2 separate regions of the Homo sapiens genome follow, and region 2 is linked to region 1. Evidence: read pairs that join two places in POLR2A ChIA-PET (ENCODE). Cell type or tissue: B cell. All regions are shown on one strand. Each heading gives the region's core, and the rest is flanking DNA. Links, peaks and the distances in the headings are about the cores only. Region 1 overlaps C5orf67 (chromosome 5 putative open reading frame 67). Region 2 holds the start of LOC105378979 (growth/differentiation factor 3).

What was found. ChIA-PET counts read pairs that join two places held together with the same protein. Peaks named below come from ENCODE experiments on the same cell type or tissue, not always from the same donor. Only the 100,000 strongest peaks of a DNase experiment are listed, where the experiment ranks them.
Region 2: POLR2A ChIA-PET joins it to region 1 with 5 read pairs; 2 of 35 experiments call an interaction of 5 or more read pairs at or near these places.

Annotation. Positions count from the first base shown.
Region 1 is chr5:56,540,576-56,544,969 of GRCh38, reverse strand. The region is part of intron 2 of C5orf67 (chromosome 5 putative open reading frame 67); the gene reads left to right. Among named protein-coding and RNA genes, the nearest start is that of LINC01948, 61 kb to the right of the region's middle. In B cell, for the core only: no CTCF peak of the experiment used is centred there; a DNase peak (open chromatin) is centred at 2,349.
Region 2 is chr5:56,770,288-56,774,681 of GRCh38, reverse strand. LOC105378979 (growth/differentiation factor 3) reads left to right here and starts at 1,807. Exons shown (of 3, transcript NR_172721.1): 1 at 1,807-1,909; 2 at 2,926-3,177; 3 at 3,530-4,394. In B cell, for the core only: no CTCF peak of the experiment used is centred there; no DNase peak of the experiment used is centred there; H3K27ac peaks cover 276 bases.

The DNA.
Region 1 (4,394 bases), core at 312-4,311:
AACAGTTACAAATCAGATGTTTGCCCCCCAAATTTTAACTTTATTCTCTGAAACAGATCTAAAATTCCTATCTACCTCACAGTTTCACAGATAACCCAGTCTCTTCCAGTTTATAACTGCCTCTTTGGGGTAAGTATTCAGTTAAGTATTTCAATATCAGGGCTATATCTGTGTTCTCAAAGAAAATCCTTTCTACCTTCTCCTCCCCGAAATGGCTTCTGGGAGGGGAAAGCTTACTCTTCTTGAACAAGGAAGCTGGGAGGGGGGTCTTTGGTGTGAGCTGTCCCGTGGATCTTCTGTGACCTCTTCCAGGATGTCCCTTGTCCTACCTTGTCACTGGATAACTTGCATCAGTTTCCACCAGATGTGGCTGATTCCACCTGGCCTTTGGGACCTCATGTTCGCATCTGACAGTTTCATTCTGCCCCTCAATTCTGGATTTGAGATTCTGGCACTTTGTGAGTTTATTTGTTTGGACTCCAGGCCTTGTTGGATCTACCAATCTTTCAGCCCATGTTCCCCAGCTTGGATAATAGGAAATTCTTAATCTCCTATGGGCCACCCAAGACCGTGGGGAATTAGTAACACTATCTATATCAGGCTCTCACTTTCTGCCAAATTCTCCACATTGCAATTTCTAAATCTACTTCAGCCTTTCCCCACCCAACTCCATGTTAGTGCAGGACACCTGGTGAGGTTTTCTCCTGCTAGATGGCCAAAGGCACTGCTACCCTGACTCATTATGAAAGATTGCAGTGATGGATTAGTGGTGACAGGCATGTATAGGGAAGATGGAAGTGGTTGCATTCCTGCCGTATATTTGCCATCATAACTTCTGCCCTTACAAGACAGTAGCTCTTGTCTTGGAATAAGCATCATTTCCCAAGTGAGGCTGGTGTGTGTGTGTGTGTGTGTGTGTGCACGCACATATCATGACCTACAGTAGTAGTTCTCAAATGTTAACATGCAAATAATTACCTGGAGGGCTTGTTAAAACAGACTTCTGGGCCCCACACCCAGTTTCTGATTCTGTAATCCTAGGGTGGAGCGTAAGAGTCTGTATTTCTACCAAGTCCTCAGATGATGCTGATGTTACTGGTCCTGGGATCACACTGACCCAGAATCTCCAGACTCTGGTGCTGTATGCAGATTGTGGTAAAAGCAATGCAATGTCTGAACACAATTTTGTGCTTGGAAACCTGAGGACGTATAGTTTTTCAATGTAAGAGATATTACTGGGGTCTGAGTAAAGAATAGGCATGTAAAAATTCATGCGTGAGTCACCTTTTCAGATGATTACACTATATATTTTCTGATGATTCATTCTTTTCCCCTCATGCCTTTCCAGGTTGCTAACCTGACCAGTCCTGCAGTGGAGGTAGTTATACCCAAGGTGTGATTTGGGATCACTAAAAGGAATTTCTCTAACTACTGAAGTGTCTAAAATACCTAGGTTAGCTCTGAGCTCAGATCCCAGTCCATCAGACTCGCTGTTTTCAAGAGGAGGAAGCAAGGGAGAACAAAAGCTAGCCTGTCCATGGAACAGGCTTAACAGATGAATTTCTTCTTGTATTGTTTCCTTTCTGTTATCTCCTATGTTTCAAACACAAACTTGTATTGAATCTTTTTTTTAAAATTAACAACTTTATTTACCATAAAATTAACTTACTGTAAGTATACAATTCAACTATTTTTTGTATGTTTATAAAATTGTATAACAATCCCCATAATCTAATTTCAGAACATTTTTCTCACCCCCTAAAAAGCCTCATGCCCACACACAATCACTTCTTTTTCCACTCTCTATCCTAAGCAACCACTCATCTGCTTACTGGCCCAATATTTTTGCTTTTTGCCTTTTCTGGACATTTCATATAAGCAGAACCTGGGAGGCCAAGGCGGGCGGATCACGAGGTCAGGAGATCGAGACCATCCCGGCTAAAACGGTGAAACCCCGTCTCTACTAAAAATACAAAAAATTAGCCGGGCGTAGTGGCGGGCGCCTGTAGTCCCAGCTACTTGGGAGGCTGAGGCAGGAGAATGGCGTGAACCCGGGAGGCGGAGCTTGCAGTGAGCCGAGATCCCGCCACTGCACTCCAGCCTGGGCGACAGAGCGAGACTCCGTCTCAAAAAAAAAAAAAAAAAAAAAAAGCAGAACCATACGCTATGTGTTCTTTTGTGCCTCGCTTCTTTCACTGAGCATATGTTTTGGAGGTTCACCTTCATCCACGTTGCAGGATGTCTCAGTACTTCATCAAAGGCTAGCTTCTACCAGGTCTTCCTTTGATGCATGCATCTCTGTCTCTCCATTTCTGCTGTAACTCTTAGTCTTGGTCCTTGTTACTCAAGTGTAGTCCCTGATCACTAGCATCAGCATCACCTGGGAGATAGTCCTGGCAGAGACTCAATCAGGATCTGCATTTGAGCAAGGTCTCAGGGGATTTTTGTGCACACTGCAGTTTAAGAAGCACTTCCCTAGAGAATCTCTTCACCTCTGTCAGAAGCATTGTAGAGCAGCCTCTGCACTGACCTCCCTGTCTCCTCCAGTCTCCCCACTGGGCCACCCAGCCTACACACCACTGCCCACGTGGATGAGGAAACTGAGACTCAAAAGAGGTGGGCAAATTACCCATGATTAGCCCTCAAGTGCCAATCTCCACATGCCCTCCATTTCTTAAACAATCTACATGACTTCTTATTAGCTGTTTGAGTGCCAAGTCTCCATCACTCAAGTGTGATGTTCAAAGCTTGCTAAAATAGCGTCTTCTTTACTGATAGAAGCTTCTCACCTGCAGTGTTCTAACACAAACTTTCAGTTCCTAACATGTCACACCTTTAAATCCTGACGACACTTTAGTCAGCCTCAACTTCAGGTATCCTGCTGAGCTGTCCTTCCATGCATCTAGTGAATTCCACCCACCCCCTCCATGGCTTCAGTCCCATTGCTGCCTGCCCACCCCACATAGGACCTTTCCCAACCTATAAGTTCACATTGAACTTTGCTTATTCTAAAGTCTAAAAATGCATTTTTTTTGAGATGGAGTCTCGCTCTTGTTGCCCAGGCTGGAGTGTATTGGTGTGATCTTGGCTCACTGCAACCTCAGCCTCCTGGGTTCAAGCAATTCTCCTGCCTCAGCCTCCTGAGTAGCTGGGATTACAGGTGCCCACCACCACACCGAGCTAATTTTTTTGTACTTTTAGTAGAGACGGGGTTTCACCATGTTGGCCAGGCTGGTTTTGAACTCCTGACCTCAGGTGATCCTCCCACCTCAGCCTCCCAAAGTTCTGGGATTACAGGTGTGAGCCACTGCACCTGGCCAAGAATGCATTTTTTTAAGAGACAGGGTCTCTCTCTGTCACCTAGGCTGGAGAACAGTGGCTTGATCACAGTTCACTGCAGCCTTGACCTCCCGGGCTCAGGCAATTCTCCCATCTCAGCCTCCCCAGAGGCAGGGACTACAAGCACATGCCACCACACCTGGCTAATATTTTGTAGAGATAGGGTCTCACTTTGTTGCCCAGGCTGATCTCAATCTCCGGGCTTCAAGTGATCCTCCGGCCTTGACCTTCCAAAGTGCTGGGATTGCAGGCGTGATTCACTGCACCTGGCCTAAGAATGCATATTAAACACTGAATCCTGTGGTTATTCTTCAGCTACTCATAGTAATAATAATAATTATGATGATGATAAATGATACCAAAGATTGTTGCAGCAATTTGTGGTTGATACTTTAACTTATTCCATTTTGCTTATATAATCTGCATATCTTTTTAATATAAAAATATGAGCTCCTAGAGAAAAAGGGTTATTTCTTATAGGTCATTTATAATATTTTGATTACCAGGAGAACCCTGGCTATCTCAGTAGGAACTCCATAAATTCTTCAGGAATGAAGACCAGGTCAGAGGCAGAATGATAAATTTCCCCTAGAATGGAAGAACTGTTTCCAATACGGAAACTGTTAAAGGACAAATATGATAAAAATATAACTTCTACTACTATGATTGACATTTATTGAATACTGTATGAGATCTTTTATGCATGTGATCTTAGGCAATTTTCACTAGATCTCTATGAAGTGAGCACTATTATTCCTATTTAGGAAGGCATTCTTAGTCATCCCTGTGGATGAGGAAACTGAGGCTCAAAGAATTTGTGCAACTTACCTAAGGCATACAGCTAGTGAGTGGCAGGGATAAGAATCAGATCCAAGTTTCTGACTATTATGCTCTCTTTCCCTACTGTGAAGTAGTTCCACCAAGGGAGTGTTGGGACCCGCCTGGGATAATTAGGGTCTTGGAGGTCGTAACGATTTTTCTGAGTCAGGAAGTGTTTCCATAGGCAATATTCCTGTTTTCATTGAAACACTGGTGACATTTAAAGTCACCATGAA
Region 2 (4,394 bases), core at 165-4,164, 230 kb before region 1:
AAAAAAAAAAACCTATTCCTATTCCTTTTCCTTTTACCAAAGCTTGTTTTCCTAAATTGAATTATTTTATCCTTTGCTTTTGTTCTGTATTTCTTCGTATTTAAGGAACAAAAACCCAAAGGAATTGTCTTAACATAGAATCTATTCTGCACGGACAACTGACTCAGCCCTGCCGTGGGCAGGTCATTACTTACTCTTTCCTCAGTTTCCCCATCCACAAAACAAGAATAATCACACCTACCTCATAAGCTTGTTTCACTAACATTAACTAAAGAATTTACACAGCAAGCTTTCTAAAGATGGACTGTTCTGATTACCATTACTTATGGTGTACTTATTTACATAATTTGGGACATTGAATTTCTTAATGAGAATAAATAAACCTCAAGTTTAGAGAAACTAAACTTTTTTTTTTTGAGATGGAGTCTCACTCTGTTGTCTAGGCTGGAGTGCAGTGGCGCAATCTTGGCTCACTGCAACCTCTGCCTCCCTGGCTCAAGTGATTCCCCTGTTTCAGCCTCCTGAGTAGCAGGGATTACAGGTGCACACTACCACGCCTGGCTAATTTTTGTGTTTTTAGTAGAGACGGGGTTTCGCCATGTTGGTCAGGCTGCTCTTGAACTGCTGACCTTGTGATCTGCCCGCCTCAGCCTCTCAAAGTGGAGAAACTAAACTTTTATTGTACGTGTCAATGTGATTTGGTCTTTTAAGAAAAGCAAATATTGTGAAATGCAGGTTAATTTGTTAATGAAGGATGCCTTACTCTGTATGTTTAATGGACAGATTATTCCTACACTATATTTATATATAATATGCTCATAATAATTTGTTAAGTGTTAGGAAACATGAAGAAGACTATATTGGCTTCTCGTATATGTTATTTTTTGAAGATCTTGATTTGTACTCTCTGAAAAGAAAACAAAAGAATGTTGGGAGCATGAATCCCAAATGCTACTTTTCTTATGTTGGGTACTTCCCACATAAGAATCTGGTATTTTCAGATTTAGTGAATTTCATCCTTTTAACCTGAAGGAGTTTTTTTTGTTTGTTTGTTTCTGTTTAAAAAAATTTCAGAACCACAAACACACTAAGTATAGTGTATTATCAATGAATCAAAATACACTTATTGGGCATCTTCTATGTACTAGTTATGGCATAAGTAATGTGGATGAGTGATTTTCAAAGCGGTCTCAGAACCAGCATTATCAGCATCACCTGGCAACTTACTAGAGAGGTAAATTCTTGAACCTCATTTAAGACCTACTGAATCAGAAACTCTGGGAATGGGGCCTAGCAATCTATGTCTTAACAAATGCTCTAGGTGATTTCTGGTGTTAGCTAAAGTCTAAGAACACAAAGGTGAGTTAAATGGAGTGTTTGTAACTTGCAAACTGTGCATACTTGTCCTTGTTTCCAGCATTTGGACCAACACAGTCTGTCAGAGCGTGTCTTCCACATAAGTGCATCTATTCACTAATTATGTACTTGTGTTTTCGAGGTTGCATTTGAGAAACACAATCTGTATTATCACTTCTTGCACCTCCATTCTGTAAACAGGAGTTGGTATTGAAGTTGTTCTGGGAGTGAGAGTTTCTCTCACTTGAATTTAATTTCTCTTGAATGCGTGATCAGCTACAAGCTGTGGGGGGTTAGAATAGGGCCTACAGCTGGGCACGTGGATATTTAAAGACAGCGAAGGGGAAGCCCCGCTTCTGAGAGCAGGTATGTTGGAGGGTGGCTGTGGGAGAAGTGGCAGCTCCTGGCTCATTCCTGGGCTCTTGGCTCTGGGTCTTTGGTGCATGTGTTTGAGCTCAGTAGAGACGTTTGACTGTCCCAACCCGATGCTGCCTTCCCACATAAATGAGATTTTTTTCTGCCAGGCAACATGGTTTTACCCTCATATTCAAAAGTAAGTAGCTGGAGCGCTGGTCTTTGCCAGGGAAGGAGTGATCCAGAAGCTGCCTGGCAGCATTTTGTGGGGCTGGTCAGGGAATGGGGTGTAAATGACAACAGATATTAAGGGCTCTTGTGAGTAGAGCAAGGAGTTGGGTACAGAATATTCTTCAGCTGGTCTAGCAGAAATGGAATCTGCTTCCTGGTTTCAGCTCTGCAGGCTTGGTATGTAGGATGTCTTTAAGCTTTATGGCTGATGCCCTAAAGTTCTGTGTGTAAGGATGCTCTAAAGTGTGAAGTACACAGCTGCTGGGCTGGGCAACTATAGTGTTTTGGGAGATAAACAGGGCAAGTGGCTTGTCTTAGGTCATGGTGACTGGAATGATTTTCAGTACTAGGGCAATCATTCTGACTTAATTCCAGGGGTAGGGTGATGGGAGTTGAGGAACCTCAGTCCATCCCTGGCTGCTGTGGACTAAGCACTGACTTTGACAAGCTGAGACTGCTAAGTCTTTGTCCTGTCCTGCCCGGCTGGGTAGTGGGGAGTAAGAAGCTGAAAGGGAGGTGGGACTTTCCACGATAGTGGCCTCCTGGAGCTTCCACTCTTCTTTCCCTACAGGCTCATAGTTCCTACACAGCTACTGGCTTCTCTGTTTTGAGGCAGTTTCCTTCTTGGGGGTTTCCTTGATAAAGTTATGGGCTTGGGTGCCCATTGTCCCCCATGCCACTGAGCTTGTTCTAGAGTTCGAGGACCATAGAAGGGGCCTCCAAAGATTCCTTCTGGGATCTTTCCCCATTATCTTTTCATCCTACCAGTCAGAGGGAGGGTCATTATTGGATATCTACTGTTTACTCACGTATTGGATGGAGGTGGTGCCCACCCTCTTGGCAGAGACAAAGATTCCAGCCACTGATGTCGCTGATGCCAGCCTGAATGAATGTTCCAGTACCGAAAGGAAACAAGACGTAGTGTTGCTGTTCGTGACCTTGTCCCACACACAGCCACCTCTGTTTCACCTGCCTTATGTCCAGAAACCCTTAATCTCTAATGTGGAGCAGCTGATCCTGGGGATCCCGGGCCAGAATCGCCGGGAGATAGGCCATGGCCAGGATATCTTTCCAGCAGAGAAGCTCTGCCATCTGCAGGATCGCAAGGTGAACCTTCACAGAGCTGCCTGGGGCGAGTGTATTGTTGCACCCAAGACTCTCAGCTTCTCTTACTGTCAGGGGACCTGCCCGGCCCTCAACAGTGAGCTCCGTCATTCCAGCTTTGAGTGCTATAAGGTAAGACATGGAGCCTCGTTCTTTCTCTTCTGGGGTCATATTGGGATAGCACTAAGTGCTCAACTCTCTAGGCCTGGCTCCTTTTGAGTCAAGGAAGCCATTGAAGTTGGTAATTATGTAATCTAGCACTGATGCAGTGTGTAGCATCTTCCCCGCCCTGTGACCTTATCCCTTATCTTTATTCATAAGAAACATCAGCTTCCTAAAGATTGTTCTGAAACAGCCCTGATCCAGCAGCTTCTCCCCAGGCCCTCCTTCTCCCTTCCCATGTATCCCTGACAAGTCTACTGATGCCCTTAGATATGAGGCTGTGGCTATGAGGCACTCACCATTCTGCCATTTGTTTCTGCAGAGGGCAGTACCTACCTGTCCCTGGCTCTTCCAGACCTGCCGTCCCACCATGGTCAGACTCTTCTCCCTGATGGTCCAGGATGACGAACACAAGATGAGTGTGCACTATGTGAACACTTCCTTGGTGGAGAAGTGTGGCTGCTCTTGAGATACCCCAAAGCCTCCTACTGGCCTCAGGGCCACCTAAGTCTCAGGACTTTAGTAGGGGGTGGGATTACTTTTCATAGCAAGTAGAGCTCTTTGAAGGGAGGTGGGATTTGGTTTGTTTCTCAAAGCACAGCAAGAAGGTTGGCATTATGGCAGTAACCCCTCATAGATGCTTCTCTTTGATGTGGCAGGGGCCCCCTAGTGCTGTTCTCAGTCACTCCTACTACTGGGAAGCTGGGCCCATTGAGATGTCTGACTATCGCTGTCCTAGATTGTGAGTGGGCTGGGCTTAGTGCCACCTCTGGGATCATTTAGGTGGGGAAAGAGGAACTGGAATTGGACGCATGTCAGCTCTTGGGGTAGGGGTAAAATTGTTACCAGTGTTAAGCTGGCTTTGGACTCTTTCTGAGCCATTCAGCTGCTATCATCCTTCTCTGTACCATTGGCCTGGGGCTGGTCCAGAACTGACCTCAGCATGTACATTCCTCCTCACCTAACACTCCTGGCCTCTTTAGAGGGAGTGAAGACTCTGTGGAAGAAAGCATTCTGTCATGGGCTAGTCATGGGTAAAGGGCCCCAAGGCCTTCACAACCTGGTGTCAGATGGGAGCCTGAGAGTAGAGGATGTTGCTTGACTGACAGAGGGGGCCTCTGGCCTCATGGAAAGTTTGTCTCACTATCATTTAAGGAACTTGATATTAGCTTTTTCACTATCTTTAA